Linked DNA regions of Homo sapiens: region 2 is linked to region 1. Evidence: chromatin contacts called from ENCODE Hi-C data. All regions are on one chromosome and are shown on one strand. Each heading gives the region's core, a stretch centred on a gene start or an enhancer-like site at or near the end of the contact. The rest is flanking DNA. Distances are from core to core; before and after follow the strand shown.

Region 1 (6,871 bases), core at 1,439-3,938:
TGGAGGGCCCGGGGGCAGCCATTCCAGGAGAAGCCTCCCTTCAGCCAGCATCCCCAAGAGCCAGCTGCAAAGGGTGGAGCCCCCTGTAACTCGCCTCACAGCCTCCCTGGGGCCCATCTGGTCCAGGCTTAGCTTTTCTTAGGAATTTGGTCTTCCCTGGCTCTGGCCGCAGCTCCTAGGTTTGTAGTGGTGACCTGTGATCCACTGTCTTAATCATGGAGACTTTTGACCTGCTTGGCTGAACGCACTTGTAACTACCTTCTTCAGGAAGCAGCAGCCAGGAAAACATAATGGTGGTGAGGTCAAGGCCAGGGGTCAGGTCCATGTCGGTGGATGAGGGTGGGGTGCTGGTGGCAGGAGCACCCACCACTCAGGTTCCTGTCTTCGTTGAATGAGAGGGCCACCCTTGCAGGTAAGTACCAGCCCACTGACTCAGGCCACTCCCAAGAGGGCTTGGGAAGGAGAGGGGCTACCTACCCAGAGGTCTCGGTGTCCAGCGCCACATCCTACCTAGTCCATCCACCCTGACCAGAGGTTAGAGACCGAAAGTCAGTCGCCTGTCACCCAGCTACTGCCCCCCACACTGACTGACCTGCCACCCCTCCCCCTTATTTCAAGATGGCTGAAGAAGCCTCTCTAATGGACCTTGCTCACCCCACCTCCCCCTCTGAGGGACAGGGGATAATCCTGAAAAACAGCTCAGCACAACCCAAGTGTTTCCTGGGCAAAGTCTCAGTCGCTCCCGGCCAGGGGTCTGGGGCTCTGAAGGGGACCAAATATCCTCACCCGGCCTCTTGTCTCAATGGACAGAGATGCTCTGGGGGTCGCCATATGCAACCTGGTCCCTTCTCAGCTTGAGTCCTCCATAAGATGAATGGAAGGCAGGTCCCAGTCAGAAAGCCTTGGCACTAAAGGGGATAGCAGCTTGTGTGAGGGGTGAGCTGAGACACATTCCTGACACTGGCCCCAGGCTTGGGGGAGAGCCCCATAAACTTGGTATATGACACACCAGCCACGTGCCACACAGGCACCGCACTAATCACTTAAACCCATTATCTTATTCAAACGCTTAAAACCCCTGAAGTCAGAATGACAACACCTGTTTTGCAAATGGGACAGGAAGTGACTTACCCAAGACCACACAGCTACAAAGCACCAGAACTGCAAAGCATTTCTCTTTCTACTTTCTAGCTGCTTAGTAGGTTTCCAATGTCCAACCCTACAAATAAAAGTTTCCACATTCTGCTTTTTCTCTTTCTTCTCCCAGGGGCCCGGTGGAGAGGCTGCAAGGTGCCCCTCGACCCTCTAAGACAGCTCAGCCAGTCCCTGCTGCAAAGGGCACACGCTGGCTCCTCTCTGTGCAGAGGACACCTTCACCCCTCACTCCGCCGCTTTGAGGATGGAGCACCTAACTTGGGAGAGGAGGTTTCAGCCTGCGTGGACCCCAAGAACCATCCGAGGGGTGGTTGGGCTGAGAACTGGCAGAGGGGGTCTTCCGGTGATGGGGTCTGGGGTTGCAAAGAAGGTGCCTCCAGGATCGGATCCCTGTGCCCAGCCGCTTGAAGCGCCTTTAGCTTCTTATCAAATATTAACATGCCTTTCCTGCCACCTCCCACCTAGAGGAATAATTAAGAGCTCGGCTTCACCATTAATCTTTAAACGAAAATCACCCTGTCCGGAAAGACCGGCTCCGCAGAGGCCTTGGGGCTCCGGGTCCCCCACCCCCCGCCCCCGCCAGGCTCCCAATTCAGCGCTGGAGGTTAGGGAGGCCAGGGGAGCTTGCGACCCTCAGGGGCAAGGAACCCGTGTGGGAAGCGCGGCTTCCAGGACCCTGCCAGACCGCCCTTGCTCTGGCCGCGGGGCAGTCACCCAGCGCTGAGTCCCAGCGGGACGGACGGAAACCCACGGGCAGACGGAGGAGGCTGGGTGAGAAAAGAAGGCGTGCGTTGAGGCGGGTCCGAGAAGCATCCTTTTTTTTTTTTTTTTTTTTTTTTTTTTTTTTTTTTAAACGGAGCACCAGGCTGGAGTGCAGTGGCGTGATCTCACTGCAACCTCCACCTCCTGGGTTCAAGCGATTCTCGGGCCTCAGCCTCCCGAGTAGCTGGGATTACAGGCGTGTGCCACCACGTCCGGCTAATGTTTGTATTTTTGGTAGAGATGGGATTTCACCATGTTGGCCATGCTGGTCTCGAACTCCTGGGCTCAGGTGATCCACCCGCCTCTGCCTCCCAACGTGCTGGCATTTCAGGCTGGAGCACCCGCGCCCGGCCTGAGACGCATCCTTATCAGGGACTCCCAACTCGTCTCGCCGGGCCACGCGCACACACCCTCACCGCGCACACCCGTGCACACGCTCCCCCAGCCGGTGCTGACACGCGTGTGCACACACAAGCTCGCGCGCTGCCCAGTCCTCCCGCACCCTCGCGGCCCCCGGCGCACACGCAACCCGGGACCCCAGCGCCACCGACGCTCACCGGTCGCCCGCGGGGGGATCCTCTGCAGGGGCGGGAGCTGGGGGCACGGAGGGGACCGCCGAGGGGCACCTGGGGCCGGAGCCCGGGAGCTCACCTGCACTGGCCGATGGCCGCGCCGCGGAGAGGGCCAGGAGCGCCAGCAGCATCCGCATCTTGCGGGACAGCAAAGAGTCCTCTGAGCCGGGGGTCGCGCACCGAGGAGGCCGCCGCGGGTGCAGCGATCCTGCCGGCCTGGGTTTTATAGCGGAGCCGCGACGGGAGGGAGCCCCGACAGCTGGACGCGGGAGGCGGCTCCTCCCCCTGGCGGGGCCTGCCCTCCCCTCTCCACCTTCCCCTGTCCCTCATCTGAAATCCTCCGCTCTCCCCGGTCCCCCGCCCTGCCTGGCCACCTCTTGCCCTGTGCGCAAGGCCCCCTCACCCACTCCGCGTCCTCTCCACTCAGCAGCGGCGCCCTGCCCCTCCCCCATCCTACTCCTGGTCCCTGGTTTGGGAACAGGGACACGACACCACAAAGTGCTTGACCCACACAAAGATGAGTGCCCCATGATGACTTTGATCATTCTGGCGCCACCCCTGCGCAGTGGTCTTGAATGGGACCTTGGAATGGCCTTGGGGTGGGGGTGGGGGTGGGGGTGGAGATGGCCTCGAAGAGATGAGAGGCTGAGGGGCGTGTGATGCCGTTTGTTGAATCAGTGGCCGCAGAAAGGCTCTCCTATCTCTCTTTGGCAGTGGCCATTGATTCTCTGGGTCTCATCTCTTCTATTTCCTCCCAGGCTGCTCCAAACTTAATTTCTAAGCAGACCAAAGACCTTTCTTCGAATACAGAGCAAAGCTGTCCCTAAACTACTGCCCTTGCTGGTGTTTATGTGATGACCAGGGAGGGTTGATGGGGCAGAATTAAGAAATGGATTGTAAGAGGATTCGGTGAGGGAGAAGCTGATGGGGTCAAAGGGGAGGAGCTAGGTTCTTTGAGCCCCCCAGGTGGAGAGATGAGATGGGAAGAGAAGAGACTGGGGTCTGAATGGACCCCTGGTTCTCCCATCTGGCAAGACCTCCAGAGGAGTCCAGGGGAAGTTCCCTTAAGGGCGGCTCCAACATTTGGGGAAATGGGGTCCCCCCCATGCCCCCAAGCTGCCTCTTGTCTCCTCTCTTAGCTGTGCCCTCCTGCTACTGCAGGTCCTCTGTGTCCCACATGGGGTGGGGGCTTCTGTGGGAGTTTGGGAAGCTCAGGCTGGGGTGCGGGAGAGGGACGGGGAACCAGGCAGTGGACCTGGACCTCCTCCATCAATCCATCAACAGGAAGCCCCCTTTTTCTGGTTTAGCCACTCCCCATCCGCTGCCAACCTCTCAGTCCCTACCGACCTTCGAACCTGGGCTAGGGACTTCTGAAGGGGGATTGCCTCCCCCAGAAGGATTCAGGCAAAGATGCTTCCTCCTTGCTTAGGGTTGAGGCTGACTCCCCGCTCCTGGCCCAGGATCACACAGCCTCACAGAGCAGCTTTGATCCTACAGAGAGGCAGGAGGGAGGTGAGGGGGTGTCCATGCCAGGCTTAGGGCTCTATTGTCAACACCACTGTATAATGTAATCACCAGCCTGCGACCATGACAGCCACAGGAGGGATTCCACACCCAGAGCCTATTCTGGGGAGTGCATTTGTGTTCACAGGGCTATAAAAATGTCCCTTTCAGGACTGAGGAAGCCTGTTCCTGGGAATAAAAACCACCCCCAGGGAGTCCCTGTGACCTCTGGCCAGCCCCCTGATGAGCAGGGGAGAGGCTTGGGAAACTTTGGTGGGGTTAAGGGACTGTTGATCAATGATCCACTTTAAAGTTCATTGCATTCAGGCCCCCCAGGAGAGAGGGGGGCCCTGGGTGCATTTTGGGACCATAAAGATGGGTGAGGAGAACGAGTCCCTGGTAGGGCATCCCCTCTGAGGAATGCGGGAGGGGTAAAGCTATACACTCTCTTATGGGTGCATCTTAATTATGGGCACCACAGAGCCTGCACATTGGCGATGGGGTGGTGGACTGGTTCCTGCTCCATCTGCCATCTCTAACTTCAAGGTTACACAGGGTGAGTGGCCCTCTCTTCCTGTTCCTGGTCTTAACATTCTCAGCCTTATCTCCAGCCCTGACCCCAGTCCTGGCCTGCCATAAACCAGTCACCTGTCACTATTTAGACTACCTGGGGCCCTGCTTACCTGTAGGGGACAAGGCCTGATTTAGGGTCGTTAGAGCTGGAATGAGTGCTGACATGTCCCAGCGACTTACAGGGCCCATAAAGCTGCCAGCCCAGGCCACCTGAGTGGGAGAGCCCAGCCCAGCAGCCCCAGCCTCCTTCCTCTTACTCTGCAGAGGCCCCCAGTGTTCTGAGTTCAAGTCTTTGCTCTTCTTCTGACTCACGGATGACCTTGGGCAACTTTCCTGCACCCGGCTGATTGCAACTTCCTCATCTATAAACTGGAGATGGTAATCCCTGCCCGGCTGACCTCCACCAATAAACAGTTATTTGGAGTCTGCTGTGAACCAGGGCCTGCCCAGCCCAGACTCTCACAACCGGCCTCTCAGTGCCTGGGTGTAGCCACTGGCCCATGGCGGATGCAAAGATTAATCACACTCTTGTCCTCTGGGGATGTTTGCACGCATGGCCCTGTCAGGAACAGAAGGGAGGCCATGGGAAAGCTAAGGGGCTTTGAGACACATAACCCTGGAGTCACTTCTGGCTCCATCCACTTGCTCTGTGATGGCAGCTGAGCCTCAGTTTTCCTCATCTATGAAATGGAAATCATCCCCCAATCTCTCTCAAAGATTGCCCTGAGGCCTCAGTGAGCTAAAGTCTGAGGAGGCTGGGCCCACGGCTTGGCACATTGGCACATGTGGCCATGACCTCTAAGCAGAGTCCCCTTAGCTGGATTAAATCTGACCCTAGGCAGGTGTGGAGGCAGCATTGGGTGGGATGGAACATTGAGTTAGCACTGGAGAGGGGCCCTGGCACATCCAGGCTCTTCCTGGGCTCCCAAGGGCAAGGAGGAGAGCCCTGACTGTAAACCTGGGAACATGAGGTTCAGATGCAGCTCCCGCTGGAACTGTGAGAGCCATGGAGTGGAGGCACAAAGGGAGCTGAGACCCTGCACCCCTGGGTTCACAGCTCAGGGGAAGGTCAAATACATTGCCCTAAACAGAAACCTATCATACCTTATGCTCAGCGTCGCAGGAGGGCAGAGAGAATATCAGGCAGAGGGTCAGAATAGGAGTAGGAGCCACACTGCCCGGGGTCTACATCCCAGACCCGACACTCAGCTTTCACCCCCGTCAGGCTCAGTGTCCTGATCAGGAAAATCACCAGCCTTCGACCATGATTTTAAAAAAAAACCAAAATAACAAAAAACACAGCAGAAATAAAAACAGCAGCTGCCGGGCACAGTGGCTCATGCCTGTAATCTCAACACTTTGGGAGGCCGAGGTGGGCAGATCACTTGAGGTCAGGAGTTCGAGACCAGCCTGGCCAAGATGGAGAAACCCCCGTCTCACTAAAAACACAAAAATTAGCCAGGTGTGGTGGCGGGTGCCTGTAATCCCAGCTACATGGGAAGTGGAGGCAGGAGAATCACTTGAACCCAGGAGGCAGAGGTTGTAGTGAGCTGAGATTGTGTCACTGCACTCCAGCCTGGGCAATAGAGCAAGACTCTATCTCAAAAAGAAAAAAAAAAAAAGAAAAAAAGAAAACCAGCAATACCTTCACAAGAGCGTGGTTAAAATTCCACAAGGTAATGCTGGGTGAAGGGCCTGTCTGGACACTTACTGAGTGCTCAGTAAACCTCAGCTGTAATTCTTAGTTGTTAAGGCCACAGTGGCCTTATGCCCAGAACAGCACAGGAGCCCAGAGGAGCAGCCCCTAACCCAGCCTGTAGGAAAGAGACTGGGGAAGCCTCCCTCAAGAGATCAGACCCGCACTGAGTCTTCAAAGAAAAGTAGACTTTAACTTAAAAAGGGAAGGGAGATGCAGGTGAAGGAAACAGAATGAGAAAAGGCATGGAGGTGAGGCTGGAGAGGGGTTTGGGACCAGACAGGGCTTGTCTGTTAGGATTGGAAGGTTGGACTGATCTTTCCTTTGGTGCGGGATAGATATCAAGATCTTAATTTTATAGACTGGGGAACATTCTCAGAGAGGGTCACTCGACCCCAGAAGCAGGTAGGGATCCTCTGTTACTTCTATGAGTTACAGAAGAGGAAGCTGCGGCTCAGAGAGGGCAGTGGTTTGCCCAAATTCACAGCAAGGAGAGAGGAGTACAGGTGGGATTAGAACTTTGGTCTCCTGCTCCACTTCCCAGTGCTCTTTCTGTGCCATCTCACCTCCTCCCAACACCACATACTTCCCTCCCGCTGGGAGTCCCAGC
Region 2 (7,649 bases), core at 1,342-3,841, 3.4 Mb before region 1:
CAAGGAGAGGAAAAGAAAGGACCTGCTGTAACCCCCATTTCCTGCTGTCCCATCCTGTTCCCCAGGACCCTTCTCACTCCCCTGACTGCCACCTCTCCTCTGCAATGATGTGAGGAGGTGAGGTCACAGCTTTTAAAAATATTCTGAGTTCATTAACCCTGTGAGTACTGCCACACTAAGCCAGATTCTTCCCAGTCCCTTCCTGGCTGCCGCTGCCTGTTGCACTTCCCACTGCCACTCACTCAAGTGGCAGCAGCAGGAACAACCAGGACCTACCCGAGAAGCTGTAACTCTGAGAAGCCTGCAAACACACACACACAGGCGTGAACTTGCAAGCACACACTCACACACAGAGGCACACACATGCAAGCACACACATGCTCATGTTTCACACACTCCAGGCCCCTGAAACCTGGTCTCTCAGCACTCCTCGGTCCCGATCCAGAGACATCCATTCTTTATCTCCACTCAGGTGGCCTCATGCCTGCCTTCCCTGGGGACTTCTCTCCCCTGAGCACCTCCTTCCCCAGAAATCCTGCCTGTAAACACAAAGGCAGCTGGGGTCCTTTCTCTCCTCTTGGGATTACTCAAAAGAAATCTCCGAGGGAGGAATCCAGAGACTTGGGTTCCAGTCCCAGGTTGGACTCTAGCAGTGGGATCTTGGGCAAATCCCTTCCACATCTATGAAATGAAGGGATTTACCTAAGCCAGTGGTTCCTAAAGTAAGCAGGACATCAGAACCACCAGGGAGATATTTCCAAATACACCCGCTTGGCCTCATCTCACACCTTCTGAGTCAGCCTCTCTGTAGAGAAAGCATGTTTTGGAAAACATGCTCTGGGTAATTCTGATGCAGAACCAGGTTGGGGGCCATTGATTCAAGAGATTTCCCAGGACATTCAGGCTCTTTTCCTCGTTCCCACCCATGCTGCCAGGTCCAGTGAGGACCCTGTGGTCCTGGGGGGTGGGGGAGGATTTCCAAGGGCTGCTGAGATCTGTCTTCAGCTCCTGACTTACGCTTCTGTTCTGCTTGCAGTATGCTCCAGCTGGCAGTAACAACCCAAACTCCATCTGAATGAGCTTCTTGGTCAGGGAAAACTCCAGACCCTGTCTCCCCAAAGAGCTGAGACTGGATAAGGCAGGCCCACCCCACTTTGCCAGCCAAAAGCCCCCATGCCTTGCCTGGCCACAGAGGTCTTCAGGAGGTGACTCCTCCTCTAATCCTTGGAGCAGACGGAGAGGAGGGAAGGTTAATTTCCATCCCAGCTGCCTGACCGCTGGGGCTGACAGTAAGATAGTGGAGAGCCAGGAGACCAGGGACACAGCAGAGGGATGGCAGAGCAGGAGGCCCTGCCCCAGGCCAGAACCAGTGGGTGGCCCAGCCTGATCCCTAGCTCCTGCAAAGGACCTCAGAAGGCATCATATCCAATGCCTGTGGAGGAACCAAGGCCCCTAGAAGAAACAGGGTTTGTTCAGGCCCTTTGGACCCTGGGTCAGTGCCTTCCCCAAGGCCACCCTGGCTGGACAAGACAGAGGGCCAAGCCTGCCCTGCAAAGCCTCTGGCCTGAGTATGCCTCACCATCCTTGCGGTAGTAGAGGATGTCCACCTTGCACTCCTCAGCCCCCAGCAGGGCCTGCGCTAGGCGGGACACGGCGCTGCTTGGTGTGTTGGGGCCTGTGAGGAAGTCGCAGGTGCAGGGTTGCTGCATCACCTCCACTCGGGAGTAGCCGAAGAGTTCGCAGAAGCCGTCGTTGCAGTAAATGATGGCGCAGTTCTCCATCTGAGCATTGGCAATCAGGAACTTCCGACCTGGGGTGGGAGGTGGGAGGCAAAAAGTCCATGGGAGCCAGGATCCAGCGGCTGGGAGGGAAAGATCATAAGGACTCTTGGTGGCAGTAAGGGGAATTTAGGCAGAGGAGCAGGGCAGTGACCGGAATGAGGGAGGGAGTCAGGCCTGGGGATTGTGGGAAGACTAGGGCAGTGAGGGTCTTGAGGTGGAAGGAAGGCCCAAGGCCTCCTGGAAACAGGAAAAGTGTGGGGAAGGGAGGCAGGGATGTGACCAGATGGGGGTCAGGCCTGGGAAAGCTCCTGGGAAGACCAGAACCAGGATATGAAAAGGAAGGAAAAGAAGGACTCAGAGAAGCCTCTGGAGGACGCGGATGAGGGGGCAGGCAGTGGCTGGAAGGGGAGGTTCGAACTTGGGGCACCAAGGAAACAGCTGGCAGTAGGGAGGGAAGGCCTGCACGCTGCTCCTTGTGTTCCAGAAAAGAGGACAGCATTTAAGGCAAGCGGGTCCCCCTGGAGGAGAAGGTGTTGGGGACATCAAAAGAAGGATTTTTCATTCAGCACCCGGCACTCACCACCTTGCCCGGTTAGAAGTTAGTAAAGGGGTCCAGCCCCCCCTTTCACGGAACCAGGACTCCAGATCGTCCCCCCGCCCCAACATACACACACTCACTTTGGCCCTCGAACTTGCGGATGATGGTGTCCAGGTAAGTGTTTTGGGGAGCGACGTGGCCCCTGCGGACCGGCATCTTTCGGCCGCGGCCCCTGCCCGGAGCCACAGGCGCCACTGGCTCCCGGCGTCTCCGTCTGTCCTCGGGCTCAGCAGCGTCCGGCTCCGGTGGGCGCCGCCCCCGGGGAGGGCCGCCGGGCTCCGCGCCCCGCCCGCCAGCCTGCGTCTGCCCTCCCCTCCCCACCCCTGCCCCACCTCTCCTTTCCTTTCCTGCGCTCCCCTGCCCTCCCCTCGCCTCCCTGGCCCGCGCCCTCCTGGCCTCCTCTCCTCTGCGCCGGCCCGGGAGCTGTCCACGCCTTGGTGCTGAAAGAAGCCGCGCGCCGGCGGCGGGGAGGGGGCCGCTGGGCGGGGCAGTTTCTCTGGGACCCGACGGGGCTGGGGCGGGGCCTTGCATCCTACGGGGCGGGGCGGGGCGGGGCGGGGCGGGGCTGGGGTCCTGGCCCTGGAATAGGGCAGGTGTTCTCTGAGGAGCTGCTTCTGTTCCTGTCCTAAGGGCCAATGGCCTCAGCACCTCTCCGATTCCCTCCCAGTACCAAAGGGCAGTCTCCCCTCCCAGTGCAGGGAGTTTCCCAGGCAGGAGGGGGGCTACAGATGGGGTTGTTAGGGGCCTCAGGTGGTCTTTGGCTGAAAGCTTTCTTCCGGGTCTGACCACTGGGCCCGACCCTGGCAATGATACCATTAGGCCTCTGGCCTGCTCTTATAGCAAGTGATCTCCAGCTCAGCTGAGACCTAGGTCCCATGCAGAGCTCCTGCCGCCAAGTCCAGCCAGGGCCTGGTCCTGAGAGGAGGGGGTAGGAGTACACATGAAGACGTGCAAGAAATATGCAATAAGGGCCAGGCGCGGTGGCTCACGCCTGTAATCCCAGCACTTTGGGAGGCAGAGGTGGGCAGATTACCTGAGGTCAGGAGTTTGAGACCAGCCTGGCCAACATGGCGAAGCCCTGTCTCTACTGAAAAAACAAAAATTAGCTGAGTGGTGGCGCAAACCTATAATCCCAGCTACTTGGGAGGCTGAAGTGGGAGAATCGCTTGTACCCGGGAGGCGGAGGTTGCAGTGAGCCGAGATTGCGCCACTGTACTCCAGCCTGGTAGACAGAGCGAGACGCGAGACTCCATCTGAAAATAAAAAGAAAGAAAGAAAGAAGTATGCAATAAGATGCCTTCTTCAGAGGCCTGAGAGCTCTTAGCATACAGGTACATCTTGGAAGGAGAACAGATTTAAAACCACCTATTAGCAAGTGACCACTGATAAAAGTGTCTGAGTACTGAGTACTGACTGAAAATGAACACACTAGAAAAAGCAAATGGGGGTGGGAATAGGTTTATTGAAAGAGGCTTCCTGGAGAGGAAGGGGAGAAGGGGACTACTGTTCACTGAGCATCTGGGTGGGCTTGTAGTGCTGCAGAGGGTTTGGTGAGCAATTTTGAGCCTGATCTTGGAGGGCAAGCATTCAAATGGGGCATGCACCTTAGGCAAAGGCCAAAGGTGATGTCAGTGCAGAGGGGCTGGGGTGGGGGGAACAAGGGGGTGTGGGAGAGGTGAGTTTGGAGGAAGGAGGTAATTAATAAAGACCCTCAGATGCCATTTTGAACATCTAGATTTAATTGATGAACAACCAAGTTCTTAAGCAATTAGACATGAAAGAAATATTCTGGTGACATAAACTTTACAATGGTGGGTGGGGGAGGAAGGATAGACAAGGAGGCTCAGCAAGGTTTTTACTGGAGTCCAGGTGAGAGGCTTAGAGTCCTGGGCTGGATGTGTGTTTGTCATGCAGAGCCACAGTGCCTAGTGGGGGCCTCTTTGGCCACTGTGGCTGGGGGATGAGAAGAGGGCAGAGATGTCCTGGCTGCCCCTCTGTTGGACAGGCTGGCTGTGGAGGAAAAGAAGGGGCTATTTCTCATGAGCTCAGTACATGGGGTGCTGAGCTCTGAGGAGGGACTTGGGCAGTGGGACATTCATTCATTCATTCATTCACTTACTCATTCCATCATTTTCCAAGTCCCTTTTGTGCACCATGGCCTGTGCTGACTAGAGTTGTTACAGAGGGGCACACTCCTGATGTGCATCCAGCTCTTATAGAGCTGATAGCTAGTAATAGGGACAAATAAGGACATTATGGCACAGAAAAGTAAGAGCAGGGACAGAGTCATCAAACAAGGGTGCTGTGGAGCCTGGGGCTGGAGCAAGTGCTTGGGCTCAGCCAGATCTCAGAAAGACCTTTTGAAACCTGGACAGGGGCAGGGTCCATGGAGATCTCAGCCTAGTATCTCTGTCCCCTGAACACCTGAGTTTGGGGCTCAGATTCTTAATTCAGAGAGACCTGGTCTCCTCTTTTGGCCACCCTCCCACCAGCTCAGTTGCAGCCGGGGTACCCCTTCTCTGTAGTTACTGGCTATAATGCCCTTTCCCCTCAAGTTTTCCCTATTCTCTGACAGACACTGACTCCCAGCCTCCCCAGGAGCCCATGCAACCTCCATCCAGACGCTCTGAATCCCCAATATTGAATGTAGGATCCTCATGGCAGGCAGACCCAGGCTGAGGATAATGAACTAGGAAAGGCAGAGGCAGAGGCCTTCCCGTTCTTTCCCCAGGCTTGTTTCTAGAGCACTAATTTCCCAAGTATTCTCCTACAGTTCCCTCCTTCCTGTCCTCCCCATCCCCCACTGAGCCTGAAAAGGTGCTGTTTGTCCTATGCTCGCTCCCCAGGGCAACGGGCCAGGCAGCAGGTGTGTGTGTGTTGAACAAGGCCATCTCCAGAGCAGAGTGGTTGGAGATGAGCTTTGTTTAAATATTAAAGAAGTCAATCATTAATCAAGCCTGGCTCAATGCCCAGCAACCCACTGTCTCCATTTGGAAGGGCTTGGGCTGGGGCAGAGAGAGCCATGGGGCAGTTTGTGAGGCTACTTACATCTCAACTGGTCAACAAAGAGCTTTTGGGGGCTGGATTATGTAGTCCAACACAGGGCTGGCCCAAGGATTAGCAGAAAGATGTGCTGGTTGGTATAAAAGCACAGTGCTCATAAACTGGGCACTGGTGATTCGTAAAGGAATGTCCTGTCCTACCTGAGTACATTTTATGTACTGTGGACTGAAGCAGAGTCCTTTTTCTAACCAGAGCAGAAGTGGACTGAAGCAGAGTCCTTTTTCTAACCAGAGCAGAAATTCCTTGGGCACTGCAGTCCCATAGCCGGGTTACTGAAAAAAACAAGGCTGTGTGCAGAACCAATTCTGGGCATGACTTGGGGTGGGGGCTGGTTTGCAGGGACACAGCCACTGGGTCAATAAAACCTTAGGTCCTGAGCCACCAGGGGAAGGAGTTTGGCCTGAAACCCAGGACACACATAGAATCACATAGAGCCAGTTGTTTGTGCACACAGCCTCACATACATGAGTTTGCAAACACACAATTACAATATCACATGTACCCAGATCTGCCACAGCTGAACCCAATTATAATTGGGCACTATGCATGCAGGCTGTCCCCTCCTCTGCCCCCCAACTCTCTGGCTCAGCCTCCCTCCTCCTGCCCCCCAGCCTCACCAGTTCACTGGTGTCTAGTCCCAACTTCACCATTCAGCTCTTACCCTTGGAGGCTTCCTGCTTTACTGTGTGAAAATCCAGATGGCCAGGCTGATTGAGCACAGCATCAGGACAAGGCAGAGGCCCAGCAGCATCCACTGTCCTTTAGCAGCCTGGCAGGGTTCCATGGCTATGCCCAGGAAGCAGGCATTGGGCAGTGGGCTGAATATCTCAGTGTCTTGAGTCAGTGACTGTTTTTCCAGGGACTGCAGCCTGCAGGCCAGCCCCAGCACCACCAGAGACATGACAAAGCCCAGGGCCAACAGCACCCAGTACCCAAATTTAGCCTGGTTGGGGTCCAGCTTCAGACTCAGGAATGTCACTTTGTCTGTGTCTTTTTCTGTGGAAGACATAGGAGTCTCATAGGGTGGGTAGAACTGGAGAGGGACCCCTGGGGTCTCCTGTGGCTGTCAGAGGAGATCTGATTGGACTACATGCCCCTGCATGCAAGGGACCAGAGGCAAGATGCTGATCCTTTGCTCAGATGTCAGCCTGGCAACCTAGCTGGACAGTGTGCAAGGAAGCAACTGAGCCAGGGGCTGTGGTGGGAGCGGTGGTCTTGGCTGAAGCTGCATCAGGCCTGGTACAGACAGGGTCCCACAGCAGCAGTGCTGTTGATTCAAGCCAGGTCATGAATGAGCCAGGGGTTAAGGCTGGGTAGGGGTAGGTACTAGGACAGAGCAGGGTAAGGTGGAGCCTGGGGCTGGCCCAGAGCTGGAACCAGGGTCAGATTATCAAACCTTCAAAGGAACAGCTGAAGTCTGGCCAGCCTAAGATGTCCCCTTGCTGCATGTTCTGTCACCAGCCAGGTCAGTAGGGGTTTGAAGTAGGTCATGAAGACATTTGTAGACACCTCAGACTCCCCAGTCAGCATCTTTAGGACCTCTGGCCAGGGCTTGCTTGAGCCCAGCTTTAGAGCATCCCTAGGGGAGTGGGTGCAGCTGTGAGGCTGTGTGAGGGCATCAGCTGGTGCAGCTGAGACCCCCAGTGCACCCAATCCCAGCCCCAGCGATTGGCCAGCCAGAACTTTCCCGCAGAGCTTGGCATAGTGGATACAATCACAAGTTTGAAAGAAGATTAATCTGGGTTTGAATCTCAGCTCTGCCATTTAGTAGCTGTGGGGCCTTGGGCAAGTAACCTTTCTGAGCCTCAGTTTCCATATCCATAAAACGGAGATGATAATGGTATCTACCTCGAAGAGCCATTGTAATGATTAAATAAACACGGTGCTGGGAGCATAGCATGCAGGCAATACACGTTAACTACTGATGATGATGATGATTCCTAGTACTACTGGTAATACTGTGATGATTATTATTCTCCTGGACTCAAATAGGCATAAAGTCCTGAGACACTGTTTCCCGTGAGGTGCTCGGTGTTGGTAGATAGTGGCAGCTCTTCACCCCTTTCTGGTTTCAGGGAGGGTTTGGGAGGATTAGAAACATCATGAGCATGGGAGGTGCTCCGCACACCACCTGTAGTGCTGCACAAATGTCAGCTGTGTTTCACGGCACACCCGGTCCTTAGGGGCAGGTGGTTGAACTTTATGCT

What was found. A loop is a pair of places that touch in the nucleus more often than their neighbours do.
Region 2: a map of vagina shows a loop between it and region 1 (12-fold over the local background). The contact joins the promoter of KCNH6 here to the promoter of CA4 in region 1. A Hi-C loop is called at or near these places in 1 of 168 maps with a recorded cell type or tissue (vagina).

The regions. Positions count from the first base shown.
Region 1 is chr17:60,145,790-60,152,660 of GRCh38, reverse strand. It overlaps CA4 (carbonic anhydrase 4), which reads right to left and starts at 2,688. Exons shown (of 8, transcript NM_000717.5): 1 at 2,569-2,688. The coding sequence starts at 2,626.
Region 2 is chr17:63,518,300-63,525,948 of GRCh38, reverse strand. KCNH6 (potassium voltage-gated channel subfamily H member 6) reads right to left here and starts at 2,591. Exons shown (of 13, transcript NM_001278919.2): 1 at 2,460-2,591; 2 at 1,580-1,810. The coding sequence starts at 2,535. It also overlaps the pseudogene ACE3P.